2 separate regions of the Homo sapiens genome follow, and region 2 is linked to region 1. Evidence: chromatin loops called from intact Hi-C (ENCODE). Cell type or tissue: IMR-90. All regions are shown on one strand. Each heading gives the region's core, and the rest is flanking DNA. Links, peaks and the distances in the headings are about the cores only. Region 1 has its middle 170 kb from the start of MIR5702. Region 2 overlaps IRS1 (insulin receptor substrate 1).

The links. Hi-C counts contacts between places; a loop is a spot of excess contacts. Peaks named below come from ENCODE experiments on the same cell type or tissue, not always from the same donor. Only the 100,000 strongest peaks of a DNase experiment are listed, where the experiment ranks them.
Region 2: a loop joins it to region 1, with 5 times the contacts of the local background. A loop is called at or near these places in 4 of 110 quality-filtered maps.

Annotation. Positions count from the first base shown.
Region 1 is chr2:226,477,766-226,493,661 of GRCh38, reverse strand. No RefSeq gene overlaps it. Among named protein-coding and RNA genes, the nearest start is that of MIR5702, 170 kb to the left of the region's middle. RefSeq lists enhancers at 9,231-9,732, 15,187-15,737 and a silencer at 15,255-15,549. In IMR-90, for the core only: no CTCF peak of the experiment used is centred there; a DNase peak (open chromatin) is centred at 9,181; H3K4me3 peaks cover 212 bases; H3K27ac peaks cover 1,267 bases.
Region 2 is chr2:226,720,783-226,736,678 of GRCh38, reverse strand. IRS1 (insulin receptor substrate 1) reads left to right here. Exons shown (of 2, transcript NM_005544.3): 2 at 429-5,367. Among named protein-coding and RNA genes, the nearest start is that of MIR5702, 70 kb to the right of the region's middle. In IMR-90, for the core only: no CTCF peak of the experiment used is centred there; a DNase peak (open chromatin) is centred at 9,928; H3K4me3 peaks cover 554 bases; H3K27ac peaks cover 947 bases.

The DNA of each region.
Region 1 (15,896 bases), core at 6,787-10,786:
GTACATGAGAGATTGGGGTTAATGGGCCTTGAACATAACTGGCAAAATTATCTATCCCTTTTAATAATTTTCTAGTTTTTTTTCCCCCCACAAGATAATCCTTTTCATGGTTCTTCACAGTGTTCTAAGGGCTTCCCCATGCATTGTCATGAAAACAACTGCATGCAGAAACTATTGTTACAGAAAAACAGCTGGGAGGGCATTTCTAAGGTCACAGTGCAAGTAGGAGGCAGAGCCTGGATTAGAAGCCAGGTGTAGCTCCCTGAATCTGGGCTCTGTCCACCATGCTAAATTGCCTGAAGATGGCTTCCCTCCCCATCTCCAGTAACAATCCCTTGTGGCTTCTCTCCAAATACCTGCAGCAATTTTTACCTCCTCCATGAATCTAACAGCTTAATCCAAGTAGGCCCAATAACACTCTGTTTCTTCCCTGTTGAAATTTGATGAAATGTCCACTTAGTCTTGGCCCAAGGCAAATAAGACCAAAACTTTGGTCTTGGCTTCAATTTCTTTTGTTAACATTCCAATTTAATGCTGAGTTTCCCTGGGACCTGTCACTCTTCTCTACTCTCCTCACATAAACCTCTGAGGAGACTAATTGATCCCATCTCCACATTTTCCCCCACCAGACTCTGACCCAATTCAGAAATAGTCTCTTAGGGTCAGGAGAGAGTTATAAATTTTATTAATGGGTATAAGAAGGATGCAACTAGGACCCAATGCTACAGTGTCATTCTGACCACCTACCTGCCCAGTCATAGGCTGTATAGCTGGGTAGCTGGGGGAAGGGAGCCCTTCTCAAGGCAGATGGAGAGACAGAAGGAAGAAAGCACTTGCCCTATAGGACGCGTTGTTTCCAAGAGAGATCCACGAGCAAAGATGCACGGTCCCCTCAACTCTCCCAAGAGAGGCTCTTGTCATCTTCCTCCTCACTGTGGATGGGAGAATGGGTAAGGGGGAGAGAAGAAGGATTTCTTCCTGGATCCTTTCTTGGGAAGGCAGAGGAGGTAGCAGAAGAGCCAGTATTACGGGCCAGGGTGGGATTTGATTCATCAGAATGAAAGGTCTCAAGATGGCCTTTGTGCGAGTCCCTTTTCTTAGAACACCTCTAAGCTTTCCCTGCTGTTCCCGTAGAAAAGCCATTCAGAGTGTCCTGCCTTTTGCCCAAGACCGTGCCACCAAGAAAGACTTCTGGAATAAAATGCAGTTGATAGAGCAACTTCTGCCCACCCTGTGTAATGGGCACCCCCATTCTGTGGGTTCACAGGGTGGGAGAAAAGTCCTTCCTTTTTCTTGGTAAGCTATTGATGGCTTTTCCAGACTATTCTCTCAAGTGGACTTTTATCCTATGTTGTAGCAAAATGATGAATATACCCACTCTGAAATTATTTAGATGTTACATGTTACTGGATTCCTTCGAAACCAGCAACAGTAGCCAAAGACTTAAGGCAGTTGTTTTGATATTGGCACTAATCATCTGTGGTATTTAGGATATGTCTTTTAAACACTTTGGATATCAGTGTTGTTATACATTTAAGAAAAAGGTGATATCAGGTGGATTGTTCCAGGCTCAATGTCTCCCACTTAATGATCTCTGAGATCTTAAGAGCAGTAAGAAAACTCTTGGTTAACTTGGTGTCAACTGTTGACTCGCTCATCTGCAAAACGATTGTTTTTAGAGAAGTAGGAAGGAGTTGAATTTGACAGAAATAAGTGATATATCTCTATGTGTCACTGTCTTAGCAAGCGCAAGACAGCTTTCTGACCTGGTTTACTAGTGGAAATATTTTGTTTGCAAACACTGTTTAGTCAGGAAAGACAAAATGCACCACAGAGCAAAGTGATAGTAAGAGGTTCAAAAGACTGCTGGGTAGTATTTCACAGGCAAATTATCTCCGTGAATATAATCTTGTTGCTACTGAGAATGGGTTATTTCAAATCTCTGAAGCATTAAGAAAGACATTGATTTCCCACAGATATAAATCAGCAGAGTATAAATATACATTTTACAGGAAATTCTATATAGGAGGAAATAAGGGAAAAATAAATGGGTTACCTTAGTGGTAAGGATTAAGTATGTGAAATGCTATATTGTTGTAGACGCTTGCTCTTCCTTTCTCTGGGATACTAAATGATGGTGGCCCTGTCCACAAAAAGGATCATGTTAATTGGACAATGTCTCTTTTTAGAGAAATGTTAAGGTAAAGGGAAAAAGTGAGACAGCATTAAGCAGGGTTCCAGGAATATACATGGCAATGATATTTTCCTTTAAAGTTCAAAATTGGTATTCTGCCCTTTTCTTTTTTTCTTTTAAAGGAAATATTTTGAAAACGGAAACTTGTACTGGGAACTAGTAACCAGTCATACATCTCTTCTACTCTGGAAACTTGGTTGAGATCCAGCTTGAATAGATCAACTAAGTGTTATTCCTCTTACAGTACAGCTTGATTTTCATTTTTGGAATTGGGAAGCTTTATACAATTAATTCACATTAACTTCACCTAAAATAAAATATTATACCTTCTGTCAGATTTCTCAATTTTATTTTCAGCTTATGACTTTTTGTAAGCCTTGACAGACATGTATAGCTTATTGTCACTATTGAATCCACTTAGGATAGTCTGTATATTTTGAGCCTACTAAGTAAATCTTCACCAACTAATAAATTATAACTTATTTAAAATTAAATATGCAGTTTTAAAATTAAGATTCAGAAGCGGAAATGCCTTGCTCAGGCTCATGTATTTGGTTCCTGACATGTGCAATACAACCTGTTCTCCTGATTTATGGAAAATAACTTTGTTTATGGTTGCCGTGGTTTTGAAATAAATGGATATTTTGGTTACTCTCTCTCTATCACACGTGCACGCACACACACACACAAGCACACACACATACACATTCAAAAGTCTCGATAGTAAGTATATAATATTATAGGAAGGAACGAAATGAATTTCCTAAATACATTTATGGACAAGGCGTACATGGCTAAATAATTCATGTATAATTTACAGTTCCTCGAAAGTAGAATGGCAATAGGGGGGTATGAATGGCTTGAAAGTAGCTTCCACATTACAGATTCATGGAAATCCCAAGTCAGTTTGTTATCTGTTGAGTAGAGGAAGAGGTTTTTTCTGAAAGACCAAATCTAGTTTGAGATATAGATACAGACAGATATAGATGTAGGTATAGGATGTGTGTACATCCACAAGCACACATACATAAACACACTACATTTTGAGAGAATGATTCATTGTCCATTTCTAGGAAGTACCACTTATACAAAGTTCAACACGAATGGTACTCCCTCTGGACTTGTGCAATGTGTAGAGCTGGGCGTTTATATTTGAGTATGTTGGAGCTGTCATCACATAAATGTATAACTTCATCAGGCATGTTTTTAAGATTCGTAGAAAACTTCTTAATCATATATGAGTTCTCATGTTTAATTTTTTTATGAGTGAAATAATCTTGCCAAAAAACACTGTATTTAGAAAATCAGTCTAATTTGAATGAGGCTGGTGGATATGACAAGACTTATTTCAGAGGTTGCTACTTTAGTGTAAGTAGATTTAATGCAGATGAAACTCATTCTACTTATTGGCAAGATAAATAGTGGAATCAGGAATTCCCCAAATAGAGTTTCCCCTCTTGCATCTACCATGGTGTGTGAAATTCCTGATATTAGTCATTCCTTTGAGTCATGGTGCTGTCTCTAGACTGGCTTCTGCAGGCCGTTGTTAAAATTATGACATTCTACCCAAGTGGGGCGCATTTACCCTTTTAGCCATCATTATTAATTCAACTTTTAAGACATTTATGGCCGGGCACGGTGGCTCACGCCTGTAATCCCAGCACTCTGGGAGGCCGAGGCGGGTGGATCATGAGGTCAGGAGGTCGAGACCTTCCTGGCTAACATGGTGAAACCCTGTCTCTACTAAAAATACAAAAAATTAGCTAGGCATGGTGTCGGGCACCTGTAGTCCCAGCTACCCAGGAGGCTGAGGCAGGAGAATGGCAAGAACCCAGGAGGCAGAGCTTGCAGTGAGCTGAGATCGCACCACTGTACTCCAGCCGGAGCAACAGAGCAAGACTCTGTCTCAAAAAAAAAAAAAAAAAAAAAAAGACATTTATTAAGGACATGCTATTTTCCTGACAACAATTGGGGTTCATGTATAACACCACTTACTTCCAAAGAGAATGTGAAGCACCTTAAGATGGCTTTGCAAAAAATTTTATACTGGAAATATAATGATCATCTGAAAAGACATGATGGGGAAAAGTATGTTTTGATGGGGTGTTTGAGTGTGTTTAATAGTTGTGACTGCAGAATGTTGGTCTTCGTTTGCTATTATGTTAGTGAAAAGCATGATCTGCTCTGGAATAAATTCATTAATATGCATTTATGGTCCTTCCTCCTTTCCTACATTTCTGGCACTGAACAGTACTCTCAGAGCCATTGTACATTTTCTGCAGTTGGACAGACACTCACTGCAGTAAGAATTTGCCTTGAGAACAGAGCAGGGCTGGTAGACAAGCACGCAATGTGTAGTCTGGTTGTTTCCTGCTTCTGCATATATTCTCCTGTTTAGCTTCAATGTGTTGACAAGGTTGAGGGATGCCGTTTCTCCCAATTTCTCAACATGTGTTTTATTGAAGAGAGTCGCATGTATTTTCTTCTCAGAGACCCTTTCCCATCAATGGAAGGTAAGCCCCGCAAAAGGGAGCAGATTGCATCATTGAGCTCAGGAGGAGCGATTCTAGAGTTTACATCAGAGAAGACTAAGATTTCAAGGGACTGTGGAATCCTTCATTGAAAGTCAACCTCAGATTTAAGAATCAATTATTTAGATCGAGACTTTGGTTCAGCAACCACATAATAATATAAATATAAATATACAACCACAAAAATAATATAATTATTTTTGCTTTTGTTAATTTCTTTTTGACTCTGCTTTATGCATAAATGGAATATAAGATTAATGTGTATATGATCTCCCTCAGGAGAATGAAATATGTGCAGAGGCTATTTGTTTGAAACACTCAGCATCAGATGCACTTCCTTCTCTTTGAGGGACCATCTTCTTCTACTCTTTGTCCATCTGGTTCTGGTAGGGTGTCATATTTGACACTAGGAATGAAATCTGTGATTCAAGCTTGGTCATTTAGTGCATCAAAGCCCCTTAACCACAATGATCGTTGTAGAGATGGGAAAGAGTGAATCCAAGGAAGGTGGAAGGGCTCCTGGGAAAAAACACTTTCTCTTCTCTGCTAGACTGAGCATGGAAGAATGAGCCCAGAGTTGACAGGAGTCACAACATGGAGACTGAAAATGAAGTTAACACAATAGGAGGCAGAGTACAGAGATGGAAACATTTTTATTCAAGTCTTTATTTGAGCCTCTGAGTCAAACCATACCTGAAACTAGCCTCTTTTTGATGAGTGTTACAAGTGTGGGCATTACTAAGTGTGGACAAACTCACACCTTCTAAAAAGGCTCTGGCTAAGTCCATTAGCTGCTTAAACATCTGATACACAAGAAAATGCTGAGGTTTTCAGACATAAAGGATATTGAATATTATGTTTTTTAAAATTTGAGAACTGTTATGAATTTGACTTTTCATTTTTTTTAAAAACTTCTCTTACCTGAAGATTTTGGATTAAATTAAAAGAAAAACTGTGTCTGAATTCCTTCAATCAAATATGATCTTTTGTACCTATCTTTCTCTCGCAATAATTTGTACGCCTATTGTGGCAAAGTTATTTGTATACCTGTCTCATTACCATAACCAATTATAAAGTCCTTTTGAGAAAGGAGAGGCCTATGTATGTATTATAACATAGCACTTAGTCATCTCTTATACCACACTAGTATGCATTAATTAAAGTTACTTGAAGATATGTCTAAAGTCAGGTTGTGGTTGCCTAAAATTCAGGAATTGAGCCAAAAATTAGGTAAAGAAACTAACTGTGTAGTCAAGATTTATTCATCCTTAAAATTAACCACATTTAAGAGTTGACTGCTAACTCTTCTATTGGAAGAGACATACGTAGAACCCCCAAACAGTAGTTAATCCCTACATAAGATATGTTATTTGATTCAAATCTGTTAAAAAAGTTTTGCGTATGTAAATAACACAGAGTCATCCACAGAAAAGGCTTACTAATAAAAATGGTGAATATTCTATAATCTGTCATTTGTCTATCTCTTGCACTAGACTGGCAGTTCCTTAACTTATATCCATAAGTATTGATACACCATATTTGTTGAATAAATGATTACCATATAGAATGAATGAAGGATTTTTCCCTCTTTCACTTTCATTATCCCTTTGAAGCACTTACTAATAATTTTGTCTACTGCTGTATGACTGCTTTTGTCTGCTACTTTGATGGCACTTGTTAGGTGTGTTTCTGTGTGTGTGTGTTTGTGTGTGTGTGTGTGAATGCAGCAGTTGTGAGGGTTGGGTTGGGGGTACTGGGAACTTTTGATCCTTCTAGAGCTCTTTAGTATCAAAAAGTTTCTGCCTCTTTCCTCAGGTCCCAGTTATCTAGTGTGACCATGGGTTTATATATTGTATTTGCATTTTATTTCAGGTCTCAGGTGGAGTATCAGAACACAAATGACAGGTCTTGGATCGTTGGTGTTTGGGGTGCATCGGCTGGGAAAGCCGTGAAGAATCCACTCAGGAGATGTTTTCTGCATTGCTGTAGGGCTGGCCTTGCTGACTTTGTCTGTGTGAAAGGAATAGCCAGACTGTGAAACAGTTTGCTTGTGTTGGCCCCTTACATTTTTGGAGACTTCCATAATCCAATCAATTGTGTAGCAATTGGCACTAAACTTGCCCAGAGACACTCAGCTGAATACATTTTCACACTTAGACACATGCACACCTCATCCCCACTGTGCCTGGCCTGAACATCTGATGGATGAGCCCAAGCTCTCAGTGTTCAGAACATGCATGGGCATCGTGCAGGAGATAGTAGACATTAACAGCACAAGTTCTGAAGGTGGATTTTTTGCATTCAAGTTTGGGTTCTGTCACCTACCAATGTGTGGCCTTGAGTATGATATTTAATATTTACCTAACACCTCAGTGCTTCAATTTCTCCACCTTTTAAATGGGGATATAGCTCTTGGCTCATGGAGTTGTTTTGGAAGATTGAATGAGATAATCCATGAAACGTGCTTAGCTTCATGCCTGCCAAATGGTAATTCTGAGTAGTTGTTGGTTTTTATTACTGCTATTACCATTACTGTCACCACGACCATCACATCATTATCATCATCATCTCCATTATTATCAGCATCAGCATCTCCATCATCTTATGAAGAACAGCTGTTCTGATATTTAAGCCAGAATTTGAGGGTGGGATAAGAAGAGATTTCACATCAGTGCACATGAGCTCTAAAAATTGAGGACCACATGCAAATAAGTTAGTGTTAAAGTCTAAACTCCTGCAGATACATTTGCTGCTTCTCGATGAACGGCTACCTAGATATAGTCCTTAGGGGCAAGACCAAAAGTTGGGTCATGATTTGGTCATTGAAAATCCATGGTAGTCTTTAGGTAACTTTTTGTGTAACTTTCTGATGGTGAGTCATAAATATTGCCTTTGTGTGAAAGGACATATGCACGCAATAGCCACAGGGCATTAAAAAGGTGAGATGGGGAAGCATTTTATATATAAACACACACATATATATACACACATATATACACACATACATATATATGTGTGTGTGTATATATGTGTGTACATACATATATATGTGTGTGTATATATATAAAATGCTTCCCCATCTCACCTTTATATATATATATATGATATATATGAAATATTTCAAAGGAGTGAAAAAACACCCAGCAGATGGGGTGACATGGGGAAACATTTTGCTTGTGTTGGCCCCTTACATTTTTGGAGCCTTCCATAACCCAATCAATGGTGTAGCAATTGGCTCTGAACTTGCCAATTGTTTGGGAAGTTTAGATGGGGAAACAAGCAAAATGTTTCCCCATGTCACTCCATCTGCTGGGTGTTTTTTCACTCCTATGAAATATTTTATATATATTTTATACATATATACACACACACATATATATATGTGTGTGTATATGTTTACACATATATATGTTATAGAAAATGATAAAGGAAATGATAGTTCATAAATTCACTCATGAACTGCAGTTCTGCTGGGTGTTTTTTCACTCCTTTGAAATATTTTATATATATTATATATATATATACATACACACACACACACGTATGTATGTATGTGTGTGTGTGTGTGTGTGTGTGTATATATATATATATATATATATATATATATATATATACGCATATAGGTGTTACAGGAAAGGGGTCCTGATCCGGACCCCAAGAGAAAGTTCTTGGATCTCACATAAGAAAGAATTCAGGGCAAGTCCACAGTGCAAAGCAAAAACAAGTTTACTAAGAGAGTAAAAGAATAAAAGAATGGTTACTCCATAGACAGAGCAACCCTGGGGGCTGCTGGCTGCCCACTTTTACGGTTATTTTTTGATGATATGCTAAACAAGGGGTGGATTATTCATGCCTCCCCTTTTTAGACCAATAGGGTAATGTCCTGACGTTGCCATGGCATTTGTAAACTGTCATGGCTCTAATGGGATTGTAGCAGTGAGGACGACCAGAGGTCACTCTTGTGGCTATCTTGGTTTTGGTGGGTTTTAGCTGGCTTCTTTACTGCAACCTGTTTTATCAGCAAGGTCTTTATGACTTGTACCCTGTGCTGACCTCCTATCTCATCCTGTGACTTAGAATGCCTTAACCATCTGGGAATGAAGCCCAATAGGTCTCAGCCTCATTTTACCCAGCCCCTATTCAAGATGGAGTTGCTCTGGTTCACATGCCTCTGACATATACATTGTTGATCTTCTTCTAGATATATCTATCTATCTAATCTACCTATCTATACCTGTTTATGTTTTTATTTATCTCCATCTCTCTCTCTCTCTCTCACACACACACACACACACACACACACACACACACACATATAAAAGCAGTTAAGTCTGGTTTCTGGTTTCTCTTTTCTAATATAAAATTTGGGGATCTCTGCCATATCTACACTTAATTCTTTTCTACTCTAGAAACTCCAGCAAAGCAGCTCTTGGGGAAGAATGCATTCCTCTGTGAGTTACCTCATGAATGCATAATACGGGAGGGGTGCAGCTGTGATATTTGCTGCACAAGGCAGGATTTGAAAAATTCTGGGAGGTGACTGCTTCTCTTGCCCCAAAGTCTGAAATGGAAGGAAGGAACACATAGTAATAAGTTCTGTATCTAAGCGAAATGCTAGAAGTTCATAGTGCCTGTTTGTGACTCTATCAGTTTTTTTTTTTTTAACCTAAATGGGAAACATAAGCTGCAATGATTTCTGAGGACATCAGCTCCATTATTCGTGTGTCCAGGCTCTCTCGCTTTCCCTCTGCAAACAACTCTGCCTCAGCTTAATGCTGTTGGGCTGCTTGGAATTCCTGACATGGTTCTTCCACATTCCTCACCCCGAAGGGATAATAGTCATTTATAGAGGGGCCACCTTCTATTCACCTCCTGAGAAGGAGGGAGGTTTGAAAAAAAAAAAAAACAAAAAAACTACCAAATGAAGAAAAATGTGAGATATGGTGAGAAAAACATGGAAACAGCCAAGATACTAGAGAGAGATAGAAGCTGATCCATGTGTTCCTCCTATGGGCTTGAAAGGAAGTGATAGTTCATAAATTCACTCATGAACTGCAGTTCTGCTGGGTGTTTTTTCACTCCTTTGAAATATTTTCCTTTTTACGGTGCTCAAATATTTTGCTTTCCCTTTTCTAGGATTCTTAACCTGGGTTGTGATCCCTTTTAACATTTGTTTCTCCTCTTTTTAAAGCTTTGTCTTCCTTTCATTTGCTTTTGCTTCTCTACAGGGTCTTTTTGGTTTTGGCTGACTTTCTTCCAATTTGTGTGTGTGTGCGTGTGTGTGTGTGTGTGCACATGCATCTGTTTGAATAAGAGGATAATGGAGACAAAATTTATAATATATAAACTGGGTAAACCAATTGAGTTTGCAAAAAAGCTGTGTTCTCTGAGGCACATTCTTTTCATCCTGTGCTTAGAGAGACATGTCCTCTGTTGTGTGGTATACCCCAAATCCCGCAGTGAGTGCAAACAGTGGAAAAAATGTCTCCCTTTCCTGCTTTCATACAGGCTACATGAACAGAGGCCACGGTCTCTAGGACAGAGTGATGTCTTTTCTGCTTTCCAGTGAAAAGTCAGTCGAGAGGTAGCATGCTGTGCCTAGTGTCAGAGGCTACAACAGGACGAAGAAGTTATTTTACATGTTGCACAATGAAAGAATGTTGTTTGTGCAAGATCTGATGAGCAGAAGTGCCTATTAGGTGTACCTTGTTAAACCAGCGCCTCATTTAATCATAATGATTGTCTTCTGTGGTGGAGATTAAATTACAGAGCTTCTCCTATATAAACAGGTAGACAATTGAAGTCTTGCTGAAAAGAAAAGCATCCATCCTGGTGCTCCTGGAAATATCTGATTCCTCCAAGGTAGAGAAGAATTTGAAAAATCTGACATTAGAGCATTCAGACAGTTGGGGAAAGAAGCTGCAGCTTTTCCTCCAAGATATATGTATTTTTGGTTTAATGTTCACTCCTGCAGGATGAAAATCAAATCCAAACACAAACTCACTCATAATCACTTTTTTTTATTCTGGAAAACCCTTGAGAACCTCTTTAAAAAGTTATGATTCTTTTTGGTTTGTTTGACTTTTAAGTCTTTCGTAGAGTCTGCAATTATAATTACTGTGCTTCTTTCTTCTAAGACCTGAAAAATTTAATAGGTACCTGAGCAGGACGGTTTAATTTTTGTTTTGAAACTGTGTTACGGCAAAGCTTAGAAATATTATTATTTATTTTCTCATTTCAAATCAAAGTCATTATTCTCAAAAGGTAAAATAAAATAACAGTCACTTTTGGGGAATAAGATTACATCTCAAGGCCATGTCAAAATCTTTACAGCGGCAATTCTCATGGAATTTTCAAAATCTAAAATACAAGGGTCATTTTCAGCCTTTGAGATTGTTTGAAAAGTAATTAAAGTAGTTTTCCTATCACAAAGAAAGAATGCTCATTCACATGTTACCTTTAGAAGAATTACTAAGATTATTTACCTAGTCTGCAATAATATATTGCTGATCTCTTTTTAGCTATTACTTTGCTTAATATATAAAGTTCTGTTAGATCTTGCTATATCATTTAGAGCCTGTGAGTTGAAACGCTATTCTAAAAGCTCTTCTACGAGGAATCATGGAAAAGGAAAGAAAGCAGAATGATTTGAAATAAATAACAAATATAGTCACAGTCAGTGTAAATAATACCAAGAAAAAAATTAATGAAAAGTTTTATTTTGAATTAGTACTTTCAATTCTATACTTTCATACTTATCAATATTGCCTAAATTGGCTCTAAAGCCTTTTATGATTATTCATGACACACATACCTGATGTTCTGGGCCTCAATTTCTACCCCCCCCAACCCCTACCATGTAATTTAAATTTTTAAGTGTGAAATTAAGTTAAATGATCTATGTCCAATAACAGTTATAACAAAGCATGACCTAATTTTCTTGATTCTATTACAATGTACAATGATTTTGTTTTCTAATAAATATTTGTTTTGTTCAAACCAGCAAAAGAAAGGAGTTTGAGCCTTACATGACTTCTTGCTAAACCCTGTTATAATGCAAATGAATTTTGTTTTCTTCCCTAGGAAGCATAACATTTGACCCATTTGAGAGGAACTCTTCCATTTGAAAAGCTTTGCTCTTAAAAGCGATGGTTTTAAGATCTGAATCAAACACCACCGTATTACTAACAATTCAAACATAATGAAAATAAACTATCTCCATTTTCACTATATCTCTAAGTTTGAAGGCTATATTAAGTGACTAAAATGTGCAGTAAGATTTAGAGTACCACTCCAGACTCCAGGCCTAGTACAAGTCACATCTCAACCTTTATAGAAAATGTTCTGTTTTCTTGGAATGCCTTTCTCTTGCTCCTCCAGGTCACTTTTCAAGGATGACATCAAATGCCACTCTCTCTGTGAAGTATTTGTCATGTCTCCTCTCTGCATTCTGTCACATGCAGAAGTAGAGGCTCCCTCTGCCATGTTTCTAATCTACCTCTTCATGTCTATTATAGTGCTCATTGTGTTATAATTATTTGTATCTATATGTTGTTAGATGATACATTATTTGAAGGAAGTAGCCATGTATTCACCTTATAACTGAATTCAATATCAGGCATAGAACAGATGTTTGATAAGTATTTGTTACCTAGAACAATGAAAAAACAAACAATTTGTTACCTAGAACAACAGCAAGAAACTTCAGGTCCTCTCATTTGGTAATCAGTGACTTTTAAGCTCTTGGTAAAGTAACACTCTGTAAAAAATACTTATTTTACATCACAACTTAGAACACACTGACACAAACGCAACTGATAGTTTTATAATACAGCATTTTCTACCTTTAATATGTGTGAGGTACACTGATATTTTCTATTCTGTTCTAGTTTTAAAATTTGGTCTGACCCACCAAATTGATTTCATAACCCAGCTGGTTGTGGCCCACAGTTTGAAAAGCATTATTTCTCCTTTTGGCTTTAGGAAGATCTATTTATTTCATCTGGTTTCAGAGCAATCTGTTCTGTTTTAAAGGTTATCAAAGATTCATATTATTGTAGCCATCTTCAAAACACTTGTTCTACTAGAAATAATCAATGTGTAAATTAAATGTTATTTTAATAGTCTCTAATTGCTAAATTTCTTCCAGTGCTCCTCTTATATATTTTGTTGGAGAGATAAGCAAGTAAAAAGTTATCTAATCCTGGTTTTACTTAGTGCATAAGAGATTTTACCATATTCCATAATGGAATATAAGGAGTGAAGTGCCAAAAAGTTCAGGTGCCCTGAGAGCTGGCCAGTAGCCACCACATATAATGTATTTGAATTCACACAACAAGGAATCAGTTTCCAAGAAACATGCAAAAGGATGTTCTTGAAATAACTACCTGGAGAATTCAAAGTCTTAGCAACTGATTATAATTCTTGACTCCAAACCTACAGAAGAAAAAATACTGAGGAAAACCATTTCTATGATCCAGAAAGTTAACACCACAAATCAACTTACAAAAACACTTAATGACATACCATGGCCATTCTGCTGTGCTTAGGTTATAATGGGGCAATGACTTATTGGGAAACTTTCATTGGAAAATAGATAGTCGAGGACAGGTCCTCCTCTCTGAAGTCAGAGAGAACTAGTCACCCTCTTCCTGACCTCCATGATCTTACTGCCCACTGATAGGCTATCCTGAGTAGAAGGGAGATAAGATGGCCCTTCTGGACAACTCAAAGGGATCCCTTTTGAAAGTGAAAATGTTTTGAAGTTTTTTCATGCCTGAGCTAAATACAGGCACTGCATCTTCTTATATGTAAACATGGGGCTTTTGATAGGTAGACACCATCTTCTAAATCCAGCAACACCACTGAAGTCTGATGGCCGGTAGAAGAATAATGTAAATTTTTCCAAAATGCTTTGAATCTCTGGTTCAGTCAATATAATTTTATTCTTTAGAGCTACACGGTCCCATAAAGTAGGATTAGCCACATAGGGCTATGCCAACTAAAAGTAATTAAAATTAAACAAAATGAAAAATTCAGTTCTTTAGTCAGAGTGATTCCACATCAAGTGCCTAGTATCCATTACTGTGGAAGGTTCTATTGGTTCTGTACAGTGCTGTCTATAGCCATTTCATTTTATTAACATCTGATGTCTTTGGTTGCTTGCTTGATTGCTAAAAAAGGAAAAGTGGAAGGACGGTGGAGCCTTGCTTGTCCATGTTAGGAAAACGTTTATTTCAGCCTCTACAGGGCTTCTTATCTAAAAGTCTTCTATGCTCACTCTTATTGGGTCCTTTACATGGGTCCATTCCAGCTCCTGCCTTGATCCTGTCTAATCAATCCTTCTCACTGCTTCCAGCGTTAGCATTCTTTTTTTTTTTTTTTTTTTTTTTTTTTTTTTTTTTTTTTTTTTTTTTTTGAGACGGAGTCTGGCTCTGTTGCCCAGGCTGGAGTGCAGAGGCACGATCTCGGCTCACTGCAAGCTCCGCCTCGCGGGTTCACGCCATCCTCCTGCCTCAGCCTCCCGGGTAGCTGGGACTACAGGCACCCGCCACCACGCCTGGCTAATTTTTTGTAATTTTAGTAGAGACGGGGTTTCACCGTGTTAGCCAGGACCAGGGTTAGCATTCTTAACCACAGGGCAATGGAAGTTATTTTTTTCCTAGGAAAACTTCAACTCTTCCCCATTACTCACAGAGTAACTTTTACTTACCTTGATTTGGATTTGATCTGGCCCGAACCAACCCTTTCAGCTCTTTTTCTGTTTCTCTGACTATCCTATGCCCTGGCCACACTCAAATTCAAACACCCTTGGCTGCCTACCCACATAACTTTAGTCTTTTGCTCATGCTGTTCCTTGGAGCTCTAGGAAACGTGTCCATGCATCTTGGTTCAGTTTATGTGCCAGAACCTTTGTGAAAACTTCACAATCTCGCTGAACCAAAGTGTGTCACTACCTTGTCTAAGTGCTCACAGCACTTGCAGTTCTATTACATTTTTTTTCCACTTAAATTTTTACGTGTTTAACTCTCCTACTGGGTGATAAGCTTTTTGATGCACAAGATCTTGCACCTCTGTGTCCTGCATAGCTTTCTACACATAGCTGTTTAACAAGAAATACACAAAGAGAGTTGAATTTAATTTGGGGTGAGGATAGAAAAAATGGTTAACTGGAGTCAGGGAGGGTGTGCTTAGAGAACCATTGCTGGGGGTTGTGTAGGATTATAAAGGATGCAGACTGGAGGAGGACTGAGGTTAAGATGAGAAATCTACCCTTGGCAGTGCTGAAAAACATAACAGAATTGTGCGGCAGCACTGCAGGCTGCCAATGTTTCATAGGTCACAAAACACCACGAGGCATTCCTCCTGATGGAGGTCAACCTCCAGCAGAGTGAGTCACTCTCTCCCTGTGCCCATGAGGCCCTTAATCCATGGCTCTGCAATATTCCAAGGCCTCAGGCTGAGCACTTCCTGGTGTCAGGGCCACCCTCTTGCTCTATCCTGCCTCCTTACCATGCACACTGCCCCATCCATCCTAGGGCCCAGTTTCATGCATCCCATAAGGAAGTTTGCAGTAAATTCTGACTGAATAAATTCAACTGTGAGCTAAGACCTGAGTGAAGGTAACCACAGGCAGAATCTAAAGCATGTAGATTGCCGAGTACAAACAGGAATGCGGAATATGTTGCCGGAGTAATTTTATTTATTTTCAAACAGCGCAGGGTCTTTGGGTCATCTCCACCATTTAACCCAGCGATATCTTGGCATCCCTGGAATGCTGAATGCTGTTTGATCAGTCATCACGTCTCCTTTCCACAAAAGGGCCTGTTTTTACTGAAGATAAAACTCTCTTTCCTCGTCTTCAAAAGGAAGCTCAGTACATTACAAAAAAAAAAAAAAAATTCCCCCTTTGACTTTTTCTCACTCTAAGTTTCCCAGGGGTCGATGTGAAGTGAAGGAGAATGTGGAGAATTGGAGCTGGAAGTGTTAGGAACCTAGAGCTCTTTTCCACGAATGGGAGGGAAGTTCATCAAAGCACATGTGTGGTCAAAGAAGCTTAAAAATAAACCTGATTTCTAACACAGAAAAGAAAAACTCATTAAGCTTTCAATAAGCTGCTTTTTTCAAGGAATAAAAAAATAAAAAAAGAGAAAGAAATGTCTGCCAACAGA
Region 2 (15,896 bases), core at 7,519-11,518, 240 kb before region 1:
GCAACTTCAAATTCTAAAATCTGCAGCTGACTTTCAACCAGAAGGAGATACAACACAGACTGACTACAACCCGCTCATGTCGGATGGTCATTTTACATAGCAACTAATGATGTATGTTTTTGCTTCAATCACAACACCAAAGAATTTTCTATTTTTCCTTTGCTAAACCTCTGAAACATCCAGATCATGTTGATTTGTTTACAGATTCCACATTGATGACTTTTGGTTAGTGATTTCTTTAGACTCTTGCATTTTGAAATAAATAAAAAGCTAAATACAGTTTGTTGATCATATTTAGGTGGACAGTACTATTTGTGCCTGTAACTTCAGTTTATGTGACGCTGCCCCTTGTAAAAGAAAGGTTCTAAAGTAGTGATTGTGCAGTTTGAGATACCTGTGGTGCTGAATTCTTTCCTTTTTCTTTTCAGAATGAAGACCTAAATGACCTCAGCAAATCCTCTTCTAACTCATGGGTACCCAGACTCTAAATATTTCATGATTCACAACTAGGACCTCATATCTTCCTCATCAGTAGATGGTACGATGCATCCATTTCAGTTTGTTTACTTTATCCAATCCTCAGGATTTCATTGACTGAACTGCACGTTCTATATTGTGCCAAGCGAAAAAAAAAAATGCACTGTGACACCAGAATAATGAGTCTGCATAAACTTCATCTTCAACCTTAAGGACTTAGCTGGCCACAGTGAGCTGATGTGCCCACCACCGTGTCATGAGAGAATGGGTTTACTCTCAATGCATTTTCAAGATACATTTCATCTGCTGCTGAAACTGTGTACGACAAAGCATCATTGTAAATTATTTCATACAAAACTGTTCACGTTGGGTGGAGAGAGTATTAAATATTTAACATAGGTTTTGATTTATATGTGTAATTTTTTAAATGAAAATGTAACTTTTCTTACAGCACATCTTTTTTTTGGATGTGGGATGGAGGTATACAATGTTCTGTTGTAAAGAGTGGAGCAAATGCTTAAAACAAGGCTTAAAAGAGTAGAATAGGGTATGATCCTTGTTTTAAGATTGTAATTCAGAAAACATAATATAAGAATCATAGTGCCATAGATGGTTCTCAATTGTATAGTTATATTTGCTGATACTATCTCTTGTCATATAAACCTGATGTTGAGCTGAGTTCCTTATAAGAATTAATCTTAATTTTGTATTTTTTCCTGTAAGACAATAGGCCATGTTAATTAAACTGAAGAAGGATATATTTGGCTGGGTGTTTTCAAATGTCAGCTTAAAATTGGTAATTGAATGGAAGCAAAATTATAAGAAGAGGAAATTAAAGTCTTCCATTGCATGTATTGTAAACAGAAGGAGATGGGTGATTCCTTCAATTCAAAAGCTCTCTTTGGAATGAACAATGTGGGCGTTTGTAAATTCTGGAAATGTCTTTCTATTCATAATAAACTAGATACTGTTGATCTTTTCTTCTGTCCCCTCCCCCCACCACTTCTGTAAGTTTCCTGCTCTATTCCCACCATTTTTTTCTGTGCACACATTATGATATATTTCATTTCCTGCATTGTCTTGAGAAAGATGGTAAGGCAAGTGAGCTGTTGCTAACCAGAAATTAAAATTCCAGTAAGTGTTTTTCATTATGACCAGGGCTATGTGTCACCTTCCCTAAGACTCTTACCTTATCTCATATTTTTTGAGAACTTCCAGTGTTACATTATTTAACTGAATGTAATTGGCCCATTTGCCTTGGTGGGTGCTGGCCTATTAGTGATTAGTTAACAAAACACAGCGTACAGAGAGCACAGAAAAGCTTAATGACCTGCTACTGAAACACCTAGCCAGCAGTGAAAATGTTAATTCTTTTCTTGTTTGGAAAGTATACACGTCTTGGAATTTTTTCCACGTGAAAAACAAATGGCAATGAATGCATTTAAAGATATTGCCGACAGATTTTTAAATCTTTTTACCAGGAAACTTCCTAAAGGTTAAATGAATTAATGCAAATATCAGGCTCCCTCTGAGTCTGTGGGAGCCTCTATCTCTCTATCAGGAATTCGCATCCCTACTATTGGGAGGAGCAACATTTTATTTCTCTGAACGCCTAAGCTCCCTGGGTGGGAGTGGGGACTACAAGGTAGGGGCCAGGGTTGGAGGGCATTGTAGTGGCTGCTGCCTCCTGATGAACTGTTTGGGGACCCCAGCTCTACTCAAAAGGGAGCGGAGATAAATGGAACCCCTCACACTGCTGAGGCCCGTGTTACTGTTCATTCAGCCAGGTGGCATGTACCTCACAGACTGTTGTGCAGTGTCCGTTATTGCAGATTTTAATCATTTGCATGCTCATCAATTTCTAAGATAAATAGGGTCTAGAGTCATAAGAATCCATTGTTTTCAAGGAACTTGCAGAATTACATCATTTCCTATTAGTAGAGAGCACTACCCATTTTGAAAATCTGATATGAAAGTTGTTTTTTACTCTTGTAAAAAAAGACTTTCTTAGTCAAACTAACTTTTCATATTTTCAAGCATTCTGATTCATACTCTTGCTAGTGGAAGAAGAGAGCAAGCTGCCCTGCTCTTTTCCTTTGAGGACTGAAATAGTTAAAGAGAAATCAATGAACAAAGTCACTCCCAACCATTTTCCTGTAAAGCTGGTTATTATTTCTCAAGGAACCTACACTTTGAATATGTGTTACCGAGATACCTCTACATGTGGAATTATCAACATGTTTTGAATGAGAGCAGAAATGAACAGACTGGAAAAATCTATCTCTTGGTTTCTATTTCTCTGACTTTTTGAGTCGAAAAGCATAAAGGTAGAAATTCTTATTTAAGCTGCTTCTAGTGGTGCCTGAGCTGGTTTTGATGGTGGCATCAAACTACCGATTTAAAACTGGAAGTTGCTGGTACTCAAACCAAAAGTTCATACTCTGGCGACACGAAGGGTTTCCTTTGAGCAACGTCAGCTGCTGAGTCCTTGTGTTCAGTTCCCATTGAGGAGAGTTGGCTTTTATCCATTTCAAAGCATTTGTAGGCCAGCCAAGGGCTTTCATTATTGAGGCTTCTAGTGGCCTCTGGTTAACCTAGAAGTTAGTGGGTTTTTCTTGATGACACCAACCTCTCACAGCGTTTTTCCTTAGAGACTTAAGCAGAGTTTTAAAATCCTCTTTTGCGAAAAGAACAAATATGTTTTATGACTTTGATGATATCTTCATTCTGGGCAAAAGAATGGCCCTAGAACCAGCTAGAAGTGAAGAGAATCCATTAATGATCAACCACCTGAGTCAATAATGAGAAATCAGTACTGATGTTACATTTGTGGCTATTTCTTGCTGACTTTCAAAGGTCAAGGACTCTTGACTAATCCAGTGACTGCAAAAATGGATCTACTAAAAGTCATCTAGCCAGAAGTAGAGATTTTTAACCTTTCTTTCCCTGGCTTTTGTCTTCTAGCTATCATTTAAATTTGAGACATTTGAAGTATTAAGAAACAATTTTTCTGTATGGTAAGAAACAGTATTTTACAATACTGAAGCCCTGTTTTATTCAATCTTGCATCTTGAATACAATATACCACAAAGTCGGAAACTTTATATTTATTTACTGCAGGTGGTTAAAAAAAGGGGGGAAAGGGTTTCACCATCCACTGACAACGAGAGCCATGACAAATAGTATCCATGTGCAGTCTTCCAACTGCTGGTGACAATGACCCCATATTTGGTCTCATGCTGCTTTTGCAGAGCACTCTGTAGGTTAGTCCATCACACAAGGAGGCCCTGAATCCAGACACTGTGAATTAAGACCTTGGCGGGGAGAGATGTGACCCTTTTGGTAGGAATGGGAAGAAGAATGGGTGGAAGCCAATATGAAATTTCTTCTTTGCAATGACTTGACAGGGGAGTTAATGTTCCTAGGATGCCATGAATGATGAATGTTAGTTGGAGGTAATGCTGTATATGTGTGTGTGTGTGTGTGTGTGTGTTTGTGTGTGTGTATATATATGTGTGTGTGTATATATATGTGACATGTGTGTGTCTTTGTGTGTGTGTATATATATGTGACGTGTGTGTGGGATGTGTGTGTGTATATATAGATGAATATATACAAATATATAGATATATACACACATATATAGATATATATACACATATATAGATATATATACACACATATATAGATACACATATGTGTGTGTGTGTATATATATATATATATATATATAGATGTATAGGCTTGTGAGAAACTTGAGAGGAAGAAGCATGCTCTTCTAGGAATGTGAGGAAATATGACCTTGCCAAGACTAAAAGACCTCTAGACTGTGAGCTCAGTTATGGAGAACAAAAACAGCTTCATAGTGAGTAGAACACCGAGGATAAACACTGGGGCCATGGGTCCTTTCTGAGGCAGCGCCACAGAAGATCTTTGTGGTCCTTCCGTAGTTCTGTAAGTCTGTCTCCTAAGTATGGGTAGAGAATATGTAGCCTGTTGTGTGTCTCCCACTACTTGTAAACAGAGCATCACATTAGGGGCAGGGAGGAGGTGGAATGATATTGGAGGTGCTTAACCCTACTCGAGGAATTAATTATGAATAAAGAGCTTATAATTAGCTAACATGACTAGAAAACACATGACTTAGGTGGAGAGTTAGCTTTCTTTTCTAGTTTGTGTATGACTTGCCATTTGTGACGTATACACCAAAAGATCTGGTGTTTTAGACTTCTGCCATTCACTTGGCATTTAAATCTCTCTTTGCTTATGCTGTTAACGAGTATGCCATAGGATAGGACAAATTCAGTAAACAGGAAAACTTGTCCATATTTGCATAGACATTTGTAGGGTTTTTTTTTTCTTTTTCTTTTTAGAACTTCACCATTGGCTTAAGAATGTAGTTCCCAAAACAATTTTTTCTTGCAAAGTACTTTCCTTACACCTCTTGGCTACAGGGTGGGCCAAATTAAACATATATGTATTTTCATTTAATGTATGTGCAGTTTGGTTTATCATCTTAAGATGGTGGTGCTGCCCCGGTGCTACTTCATCTGTGTACACAAAGACCAATGCATGGTCTGTATTGCTACCAAAACATTTACTGTATATATGTTTATAACATGTATTATGTATATATGTAATGGGTGCCAGGCCAGGTATATATTTTTTATTTAGAAGTGTTTCACTTTTCCAAGTTTTCTTTATAGTGTTATGCTTATTTTCAATTTTTTTTTTCCTGATTCTGTCTGGTACTTAGAATTGTAGTGTCTTCATCATCAATTAAAGAAAACTGTCTAAATGAATTCATGGATGTAAATATTAGTGGTCCTTAATGTCTTTGATTGCTGGACATGAAACAAACTGCCAATTAAATTTTGCGGAGACATTTGATTGGGTAAGAGCAGTGTATGCTGTTTAACATGCTTTCCTAAATGATTTTGGAACAGATAGGTGGGCCTCACCCTATCACTCTTCAGTTGGCTTTCAATGGCTAAGTGTATAAAGAAAAAGACCTCAGTCAAGGTTTTAAGCTGCTTTTGATGGTAGTGCTGGCAAAGGTAGAGGGGAGAGGGGAGCAAAAATCCATCCTCTTGGTGGAAAGGTTTTTGTTCCCTTGATATGCATACTTGAATCTTTAGTGTGCACACAGATCTCTTAAAGAATTTGTTCGGCCGGGTACAGGTGGCTCACGCCTGTAATCCCAGAACTTTGGGAGGCTGAGGCGGGTGGATCATGAGGTCAGGAGTTCAAGACCAGCCTAGCCAAGATGGTGAAAACCTCTCTCTACTAAAAATACAAAAAAATTAGCCGGGCGTGGTGGCAGGCACCTGTAATCCCAGCTACTCGGGAGGCTGAGGCAGAGAATTGCTTGAACCTGGGAGGCAGAGGTTACAGTGAGCCCAGATAGCGCCACTGCACTCCAGCCTGGGTGAAAGAGTGAGACTCCATCTCAGAAAAAAAAAAAAAGCAGATCGTCATCTCAGGGCCTGGGGCCAGGCCTGAGATCCTGCACTTCTAACCAGCTCCCAGAAGAGGCCAGTCCTGCTAGTTCCAATGACACTGAGTACCGAGGCAAAGCAGTTGGTGTTTCTCAGGCCTGGCTGCATATTAGCATGATCTGAGTGGCTTTAGAAAACACATCCATGGCCAGGCCAACTTAGGAGATGCATACTGATTAAATTGGTTGGAGATGGGGCCTGGACATCTGTTATCATTGTTGTTGCTGCTGTTTTTCATGCTTCCCAGCAGATTCTAGCAAGTGGTGAGTGCTAAGAACCAGTGCTGGAAAGAGTTACCCAAACTTGTCCGATTACTAGAGCTGCTATTAGAAATCCTGATTCCCTGGAGTGGTCTAGGAATGTGTATCTTTAAGCAGGTGACTCTTCTGCTTGGAAAGTTTGGGAAATACTGATTTCTGTACAACTGGAGATTTGTGGGTCATTTCTCCACTAGAAAGGATAATAACACCTATAATTTTTGAAAATAATAAATCATGTTGCCAATATTGAAGCAGTCAAGCACCCCCAACTTCTGTGAGCTATCTTGCTTAAACCATTTAAAATAGAAGATGATTGATGTGTCCTATGTTTCAGGGCAAACTCACATTATTGGACACTTTAGTATTTAAGGCTGAGCATGGTGGTTCCCGCCTATAATCTCAGTGCTTTGGGAGGCTGAGACAGGAGGATCACTTGAGGCTAGGAGTTCAGGACCAGCCTGCAGAAAAATGTGAGACCCTATCTGTAAAAAAAATTTAAAAATTCAGCCAGATGTGGTGGTGTGCACCTGTAGTTCCAGATATTTGGGAGGCTGAGGTGGGAGGGTTGCTTGAGCCTCTGAGGTTGAGGCTGCAACAAACTATGATTACACCACCACACTCCAACCTGGGCCACAGAGTAAAATCCCATCTCAAAAAATATTAATTAAAAAATTTAATATTATTACAAAAATTTTTATGAGCATGATGCTCCGCTGAGAGTATAAAGACTGACTTTTCCACCCTTACTTGGTGCACCAGGCTAGAGGGATCTTCCTTCTGTTTGCCAGTGTAAGCGATATTTTTATTGTTAAGAAGCAGCACACAACATGATTTAGTAAATGCTTAAAGTCATTATTTGATCTTCACTTTATATTATCTTCCTCCATTTATACTTAAACACTGATTTTTCCCTCCCAATGGTATTGCAAAGCAAACATCACTCTAATCCCTTTGAAATTATATGTAAACATCAATAATTAGTATTAATTTGAGGGAAGTTTAGTTGGAATGTATTAATGGTGCAATTTATAGCATAACTGTCTTATTACCTTTACACATATACAGAAACAAAATAGCAAGTAAAATGTCAATGAAAGGCCTTTGAGAATTAATGGTCAAGGAGAATCTGTAATTACCTCACTGATTCTATTATAAACAATAGCAACATTTATTCTGCATTCATTGTGGGCTAGCCACTAGGATTTATATCAATTATTTTATTTTCCCAGCAACCTAGAGGTAGATAAGGAGTAAGTCTGTGGTCACAGGCTGCTGAGGGGAGGAGCTTCTTGCCATACTGAGGACTTCTTTTTTTTTTTTTTTTTAGACAGAGTCTCACTCTGTCTCCTAGGCTAGAGTACAGCGATGGGATCTTGGCTTGCTGCAACCTCAGCCTCCTGGGTTCAAGAGATTCTCCTGCCTCAGTCTCCCAAGTAGCTGGGATTATAGGCGCATGCCAACATGCCAGATAATTTTCATATTTTTTATACAGACAGGGTTTCACCATGTTGGCCAGGCTGGTTTCGAACTCCTGACCTTAAGTAGTCCACTCGAGGGCAGGACCCCAGCCTCCCAAAGTGCTGGGATTAGAGGCGTGAGCCACTGTGCTTAGCCTGAGGACTTCTTGATGGTTTATATTCTCATTGACACCGCTGCAAATTTCTGGTTTCCAAGTACTTAAAAAATAATTTTCCATTAATTAAAAACATTGTTACTCCAGCTGCCTTGTGTGACAAATTCGCTGAGCAAACATCATCTCACAGAAGCCTGAAAGTAAAGCTCTGTCCAACTGATAACTTTCACCCTACGAGGTAACAGGGCCTTATTCTATTTATTTCCATTCTTTGTCTTGGTGTCTAGCTTAGATCATTTGTGTCAAAAGTCATTTTCTGGTTCCCTATTGATTTTCCCAATAAGTGCACCTCTTTTCAGCAACACGATTGAAATATCTGGCTTTATTTTAGGAACACACAGGACAGTAGGTTAAATGTGAAAGCCACATGAAATCCTAACAGCTGTTGTTTTAGGCGTTAGGATTTATGTATTACCTCCTGTAAACCCTTTTAAATGAGAACTTCTACTATTATCTGTTAGGGATATCAATGATTAGAAAAATGGCCAAGATTGGCAATGGGAAAAATGGGAGGCGGATGCTTGGGTATCATCTGAATTGAAGAATGAGTCCTCACCTGAAGTGAATGAATGATTGAAGCTCTTTTCTGATATACACTCAGTGTTTTTCAGAACTTGAGCTGCAGACCACCTATATCAGAGTTTCTAAAGGGCTTAAAACAATACAGATTTTAACAAGGGCTACAGGAAACTATATTAATAAATGGTTCCCCAATAACACACACACACACACACCCCTTCTCTCTGGGGTTGTTCTACACCTGACCCTGGAGGAACACGTTATTGGAGTTCATTAGGCAATATCCTATCTGCTTCCATTTCTATGTTAGTTGCCCCAAATCTCAAGGACTAAAGTCCCATAATTGTAAATGTGAGAGAAGAAATGATACAGGTGGAGTTCCTCATTGCTCCCAAAAAGCAAACAATCCGTAAAGTAAAAATTAGTAAAATTTGTCTAAACTTATGTAGGAAGTAGCATGAAAATAAGGATATTAGGTAAATTTTTGTATACAGCATCATACAGAATTTTCCTAATTCTATAAAATAAGCATATATATATATATACATGTATAGATATATATATGTAAATGGAAGACTCTGTTCCAAAATATTAACAAGTGGTATGTCTGATGGCATTGTGAATAATTTTTCTTTTCTGTTTTTCTGTGAGTGTTTATAATAATCATATCTCTTTTTATCTGGAGAAAGAAAATAATAAAATATTATTTAAAAATACAAAAGGGGTTGGATGAGAATCTTAGTGAACCCCCACATTTAAACTTGCTACTCCATAGTCTATAAATCAAAGATCATTCCCTGCTCTGACCCAGAGGCCAAATCCAGCCTGCTGCCTGTTTTTGTAAATAAAGTTTTATTGAAACATAACTGCACTCATTCATTTACATATTGCCTGTGGCACCACGACAGCAGAATTGAGTAGCTGCAACAAAGACTGAATGGCCTGAAAAGTAAAATACTATTTGGCCCTTCATAGAAAATGTTTGCTGGCCCCTGCCATAGCTGTTTTCAAGAAAGAATTGGGATCTGAGGCAAACCCCCTTGCCCTGGGCTTCTGAAATTCTCCCGGACCTGCTAAAAAAGTTATCCTGGAAGATGTTGGAGCTTTGTTGCTGCAATTACAAGTGCTGTTGGATAGAGTTTATGATCCCCTCTGACTCCTTATGCAATGACTGTTGAAGTGCTAATAGGACTTCTTAAAAGTGTTTATCTACAAACACCAGAACACTATTTTACAGCTGGGCAAGTAAATACAGTTCAGCTTAATTAGAGTAGAGCTAGGATGACTTTTTTGTTGATGCCTCAATTTTTCTAGATAAAAAAACAAAAACAGTAGAAATCATTTAGAGTGGTCCTTTTCAAATAGACATTGGGTTTCCTCAAGGGTCCACAGGAAGTTCAGAGCAAACTGTGGCACCCAGAGTGGCAGGACCTCACCCCATAGGAGGGACAATAAACAGGCAGGTCTTTTCCATTCTTTTTTTCTAACTTATGATCAGCTGCAGTGCTGAGAATAGAGATGAGTCGCAGGAAAGTGAATTCTGTCCAGGAAGACAGTGCATGGTAACCTACCAGAGGCGGATAAAATATGTGGGGATTATTGGATTTAAAAAAAAAGAACCATTGTTCTAAACTGAGTCACAGATAAAATAGGAAGGTATTTCCTTGGCATTTTCATCATAAAATCCCACTATTCATTCATCACACCCTAAATTCTAGAAGGGGACTTGTCCAAGGTCACCCAGTTAGAAAGTAGGATTCCAACTTAGTTTCATTAATAATCCAAACACACGGAAACTGAAAAAGAAACCATGTTCTTTAAAATCCTGGTAAACATTTACGTCACTTGGTTGACAAAAAATGCCATGGAGAATCTCTTGATTTTCAGTTTTGATGCTCCAGGCACAACTTGTGCCCCTCCCCAGGTCCCGCTCTTTAATCCAACTTCCTTCTCCAGCGCTTCTGAAGGCTTCTGGTTGAGTCAGGATGGAAGTGCTCCTTGGCTGTCTCGTATTAACCTCTTAACACTCAACTCTTAATTAAAAGTTTTTCCCTACCCTAATGGGGTACACGCTGCTTCTCATTTGCTTTTCACAAAAAACGGAAGCCAAATACACACACACACACACACACACACACACACACACACACACCCTCACCCCACCCACACACACAGCCAGCCACACACACAAACACATTCCACCCATACACACACACCCACAAACACACCCCATTCATACACACATACAATTCGAGGAGGAAATGTTAATGATTTGTCTAAAACAGCAACTTTTGTGTTTTTTTCTTTTTTTTTTTTCATCAGCAGGGTGTTTCTGGTTTAAATTCAAAGGTTTCATTTAATTACACATCCTCCTCTCCTCCCCGCCACACACCAACTATTCCAGTTAGGAGAGTCCCATCCCCCATATGTGAAAAAAAAGATGTAGAGTTCTGAGTCTGGTTTACTTCATCTGTTGAAAAATAAAGTAAGTTTGGCTGAGCTAAACAAACTTCTTCCTGAATAGAGTAACCCTCCCATGTCTGTTTGCCGAAATGTTTGACAGATGGAAATCTGACGGGGAGCATTTCTTTTAATGACCGTGTGAAAACTTCAGATCTTAGTTTTGTCTTGCCACTAACTAACTGTGACTTCAAGCAAAGCACTTCTTTTCTCTGGCTCTCCAGCTCTTTGTTTATAAAATAGGAGGGACATCTGATCTTAACCTGGGGTTCAGAATTTTCTCAACGCTCTCAAATTGAATGCAATTTTTTTTTTTGTGAGTGTAGCTGTGTCCATTTTTGATTCCCGGGGAAAAGGGATTGTGACTTCCAGTGAATTCACCAAGGATTCTGTGATTGCAGAGAAATGGTTTGTAAAAGCATAACATTTCATGATTTTGACATTTGATGCTAAACTTTCAGCTACGCCTCCTGAGCGGGTCAACTGAGACACCAAGTGAAGAAAGAAGTCATCCTCCTTAGGACAGCAGGCTGTGAGCCAGCATCCCTTCCAACTCCACGGTCAACAGCACATTACAGGGACAGGCAGAGAGAGGCCACAGGTTCAAGCAGGAGACGTGTTAGTTTAGCCGTTTCTTTTGGTTGTTGGTATTAGCTCCTCAGACATGTGTATCAGAGAAAAAAGGCTGTGGTTGGGTTTTGTAGTTTGTAGTTGTAATAAAACTCTGTGTTTGAGTTTAAAAGAATCATGACTTTTGTGATTCCCTATAACAAGTTTTATAGAATTAGGGACTGCCCTAGGACAAGAATATTAGGTCAGTGAAATTTGTCCCTATTCTTTCTCCTCTCATTGCTACACCTTGGCTGAGAGTGGGTACTCCCCCTTACCAAATGCTTTCACGGGACCCAGAGTCTTTCTGGAATGGAGAATACATATCTGACAAGCTCATTATTTTTTCCCAGAGGTGTATGAAATTAATGTATTAGCTCCCAGGTATTTGTCTCAAAAAGAAAACCTACCCTGAGGGAAGAAAGAGAACATTTTAGCAAAAGGGGACTGATTGCTAATGGTGGCATTTTAGGTATCAGTGTGGGGACATATTTTAGGGGGAGAGTTGAGACATATTTAGCATGTTATAGACAGTGAGCCTTGCAAACTATTATGATGAAGTGGTCCCTTTCCCTTCCATGTCATTAAAAACAAACAAACAAACAACAACAACCAAAAAAACTGTACTTTGAGCCCAGTTCAGTGGCTCACATCTGTAATCCCAACACTTTGGGAGGCCAAAGTGGGAGGATCGCTTGAGCCCAGGAGTTCGAACAAGCTTGGGTCACATAGTGAGACTCCACTTCTACAAAAAGTAAAAAAAAAGCCGTATGTGGTGGTGTGTGCCTGTGGTCCCAGCTACTTGGGAGGCTGAGGTGGGAGGATCACTTGAACCTGGGAGGTCAAAACTGCAGTGGGCTATGATTGCTCCAGCCTGGTGACAGAGTGAGACCCTTGTTTCAGAAATAAATAAATAAATAAATAAATAAAACTTTACTTTAAAAATTAATAGAACTTGCATGTTTGCTAAATGAAAAAAGCTCCTTTCTAAGTTTTTGGAGTAATTTTAATTCTGGATAAATTCACCACAGATATACTTTTCCTCTCCTTTGTTTTTGGAGTCCGGGGGTCCCTACTTGACTGGTGCTGTCAAGTCCTGTCTGAGTTCAACACCCTTTTACTCACATCTCTGAAGGCATCTGCTATAGATGACCCACTATTCCACCAGTACATGAAGCTGGCTCTGACTTATCCCAACATGAACCTTGCTTAATTATGTTGGCAGAAAAAGAACTGAAACAGGAAAAGAACTAAAGAATTTCCTTCTGGCTGACAAACAACTCCTTGTTGCTACTAATGGGAAATCTATTTTTACTCTTCCGTACCCCAGCGATGGAGTTGATCTTCGTGACACAAAGAAACTCTCAGCCAAAAATTTTAAAAGTACAGGCTGGGTGTGGTGGCTCATGCCTGTAATCCCAGCACTTTGGGAGGCCGAGGCGGGTGTGTCACTTGAGGTCAGGACTTCCAGACCAGCCTGACCAACATGCTGAAACTCCGTCTGTACTAAAAAAATACAAAATTAGCCGGGCATGGTGGGGGTTGCCTGTAATCCCAGCTGCTTAGGAGGCTGAAGCAGGAGAATCGCTTGAACCCAGGAGGTGGAGGTTGCAGCGAGCCGAGATCGCGCCACTGCACTCCAGCCTGGGCAACAGAGTGAGATTCTGTCTCGGGGGAAAAGAAAAGTACATTACTCGTTGGAGATTATGAGCTCAAAATATCTTCTCTGAGAACCTACACTACAGCATGTCAGGTAGGAAGCCTGCACACCATGTGCTTGTTCCATAAAAATGTTGAGCCCCCAGTGAAACCATAATCAACCATTGGAGGTTTTCACCAATGATGAGCATGCCATTGAAATCTGCCATTTAATTTCTTGTATCAATTATGGAGAGATGAGTTTATATTCTGAAAATGGGCTTTGCCATTGAAATGAGGCAGCCCTAGGCCAACCTGGAAATTCCACTAACTCACGAAGAGGCCATGGGAAAATTGCTTAACTTCTCTATGCCATAGTTTTACCATCTGCAACGTGGGGATGATGATACTCTGCAGAGGTCTGGGAAGTTATGAAAGGTACCCTGCCATAGGCAAAGCATTTTGAAAATGCTTCATCCATAGCTGGCCCTCAGTACATTGTAGAGATTACATAATAATTTTAATTCTAAACAGCTTCACAACTTTTGGACGAAATCTCTTCCTTCATTCCAGTTTGCTCTACCTTTTTGTAACTGTGAAGTTTAAAAGGCCCTAGACAGGAGGAGAAATTCCTTGCTTGTAGTCCTTATCCTATCTTTTTCATAAAAAAGAAAAAAAAAAAAAGATGTTCAAGGAAAGTTCAGGATGAAGCCAAGATGGGATTTTTGTGATCATGGCACTGCTTCTCAGAACCGCACTTATACAGTTTTCTGAGCACCGAACTGACCCTGATGAGGAAACGGGAAGTTAGGAATAAGAAACAAGCCAGCTAGTTCTACCTTTAATTCTAACTACTGCATTGCTTCCTCCAGACAGGAGCTGTAACTAGAAACTCCCATCAATCCAGGCTTGCTAACTTTAAGGTGCATTCACATATGATTCCAGATTCTCTCACTCTCACACTTCTTCCTCATTTAAGTGCTACTGTTTTGTTCTGAACCAGGAGTGTTCTTTCGGAGATGCTGGTCCATTGGAAAATACCTCATACACCATTTTGCCACTGGGGTTGGCCAGGTTTGAGTTCAGTTCTTTTTATATTTCAGATCAAAATGTAAGAAGAAAAATATTTAAGAAGAGCCTGTTGTTTCTCTTTCATTGGTTCAGATGCGTTAAAGCCACTTTCGTAGTTTATTTTGTATCAGCTGGAGTTTTTTACAACTCAGGTGAATTTTAGCTTTATTGAGGGGAATTAATCTAAAACACTCTTTACGCCGGTTTCTATTGACTTGGGTTAATCGTGTGACCGCGGTGGCTGGGTTCCCCTCACCACGGTGTCTTTGAAAAAGGGAGATCGGCAGGGAGGGTGTCCTGAGAAACCCTGCCAATCCAGGCTCTGTTATCCAGATGAAGGGAGCGCCCTGAGCGTGAGAAAGGAGCCTGGAGCCTTGAGCAGGGCTGCACTCTGCCTCTTCCTCCTGTCTTGTTTCTTACCTTCCCCTACTGTCTTTCATTTCTCTCTCCCTCCATTCTTAGGCAGGGCCAACCTTTCACAGCAGTATTTTTAGTTCTCATATGGGAACATCAACTTGTTTCTCTCCGTGCTTCTCTCTCCCTTTACCAAGGATGCGTGATGATTTTCCTACTTGTGTGTTCAAGGGCGTTGGGAACATTGTGCGCTTATATTTAACCCCTTACATTTCCCTGAGGTGCTTTGTTCATTGCACATGAACTTTTAATTCTTTCCAGGCTGTGTGTTTTGTCCAGACTGCAGCTTTCTGGCGCTTGGCCTGCCTCCTTGTTTTAGGGAAGCTTATTGCTTCACAGTGAGACCATCTGACAGTTGTTATCTGCAACCTGAGAGACAGAACTGCCAGCGATGAGTGCCAGAGGCAGTGAGGAGTTGTTCCTCTGCAAGACCTCCCAGTTCCCCAGCCCCCCACTGCCATCTGGGACCACCCGAGGAATGAGACCAGTGTGACACCAAATGTTCACAGGAGGATGGAAAATGTCCCCACCCACCAAGGCCAGCCTCAGTCTGGACTTGAGTCCCTGGCAGTGGGGATTCACTGAGTCCCTGACAGGGGGATTCATTGAATCCCTGACATCAGATTCATCTGCTTGGATGTCTGTCTGCTGTGATATTCCCTCCCTCCCTCCTTCCTTGCTCCCTCCAGCTCTCCTGCCTTCTCTCTCTTCTTTTCAGTCTTCTTTCCCTCTCTCCACCTCTACCTCTTGCAAAAATCTGTGGGCTGGCTGCTGGGTAGCATCTCTCCAGGAGGCAGATATGATTCTGAGTACAACCCAGTGAACCATACTTCAAGATTTCCAATCACACTGAGGATGAAATCCATGCTCTTTATCAGGGCCAACTGGGCCCTGCAGGGTCTGGCCCTGCCTATATCTCTGCGTGCCACACACCATGTTTTCCTTTGCTTACTCTGCTGTCAGTTCATTCCCCGCTCAGAGGCTTCCCATTGGCCGTCCTGCCCCCACCTCTGGGATGCGCTGGCTTTAGAATTTCTCATAGGTGGTTGCTTCCCTTTTATCCTTGTCTCAGCCCAGAAGCTCCCTTCCCAGGGGCCTTCCCTTATCTCCCCTGGCCTCTCTTACTCTCTGTTGCATATCTTGTTTTCGTTTCTTCACAGGACATCTTTATCTGAAATTATCTCTGCATTTATTTGTTTGCCTGTTTATTTGCTGCCTTTACCCCTAAAACTCTGTCTTTTTTTTTCCATGTCATCAACCAGTGCCTGACACATAGTTCGTCCTCAATAAATACCTGTTGAATGAATGGATAAACAA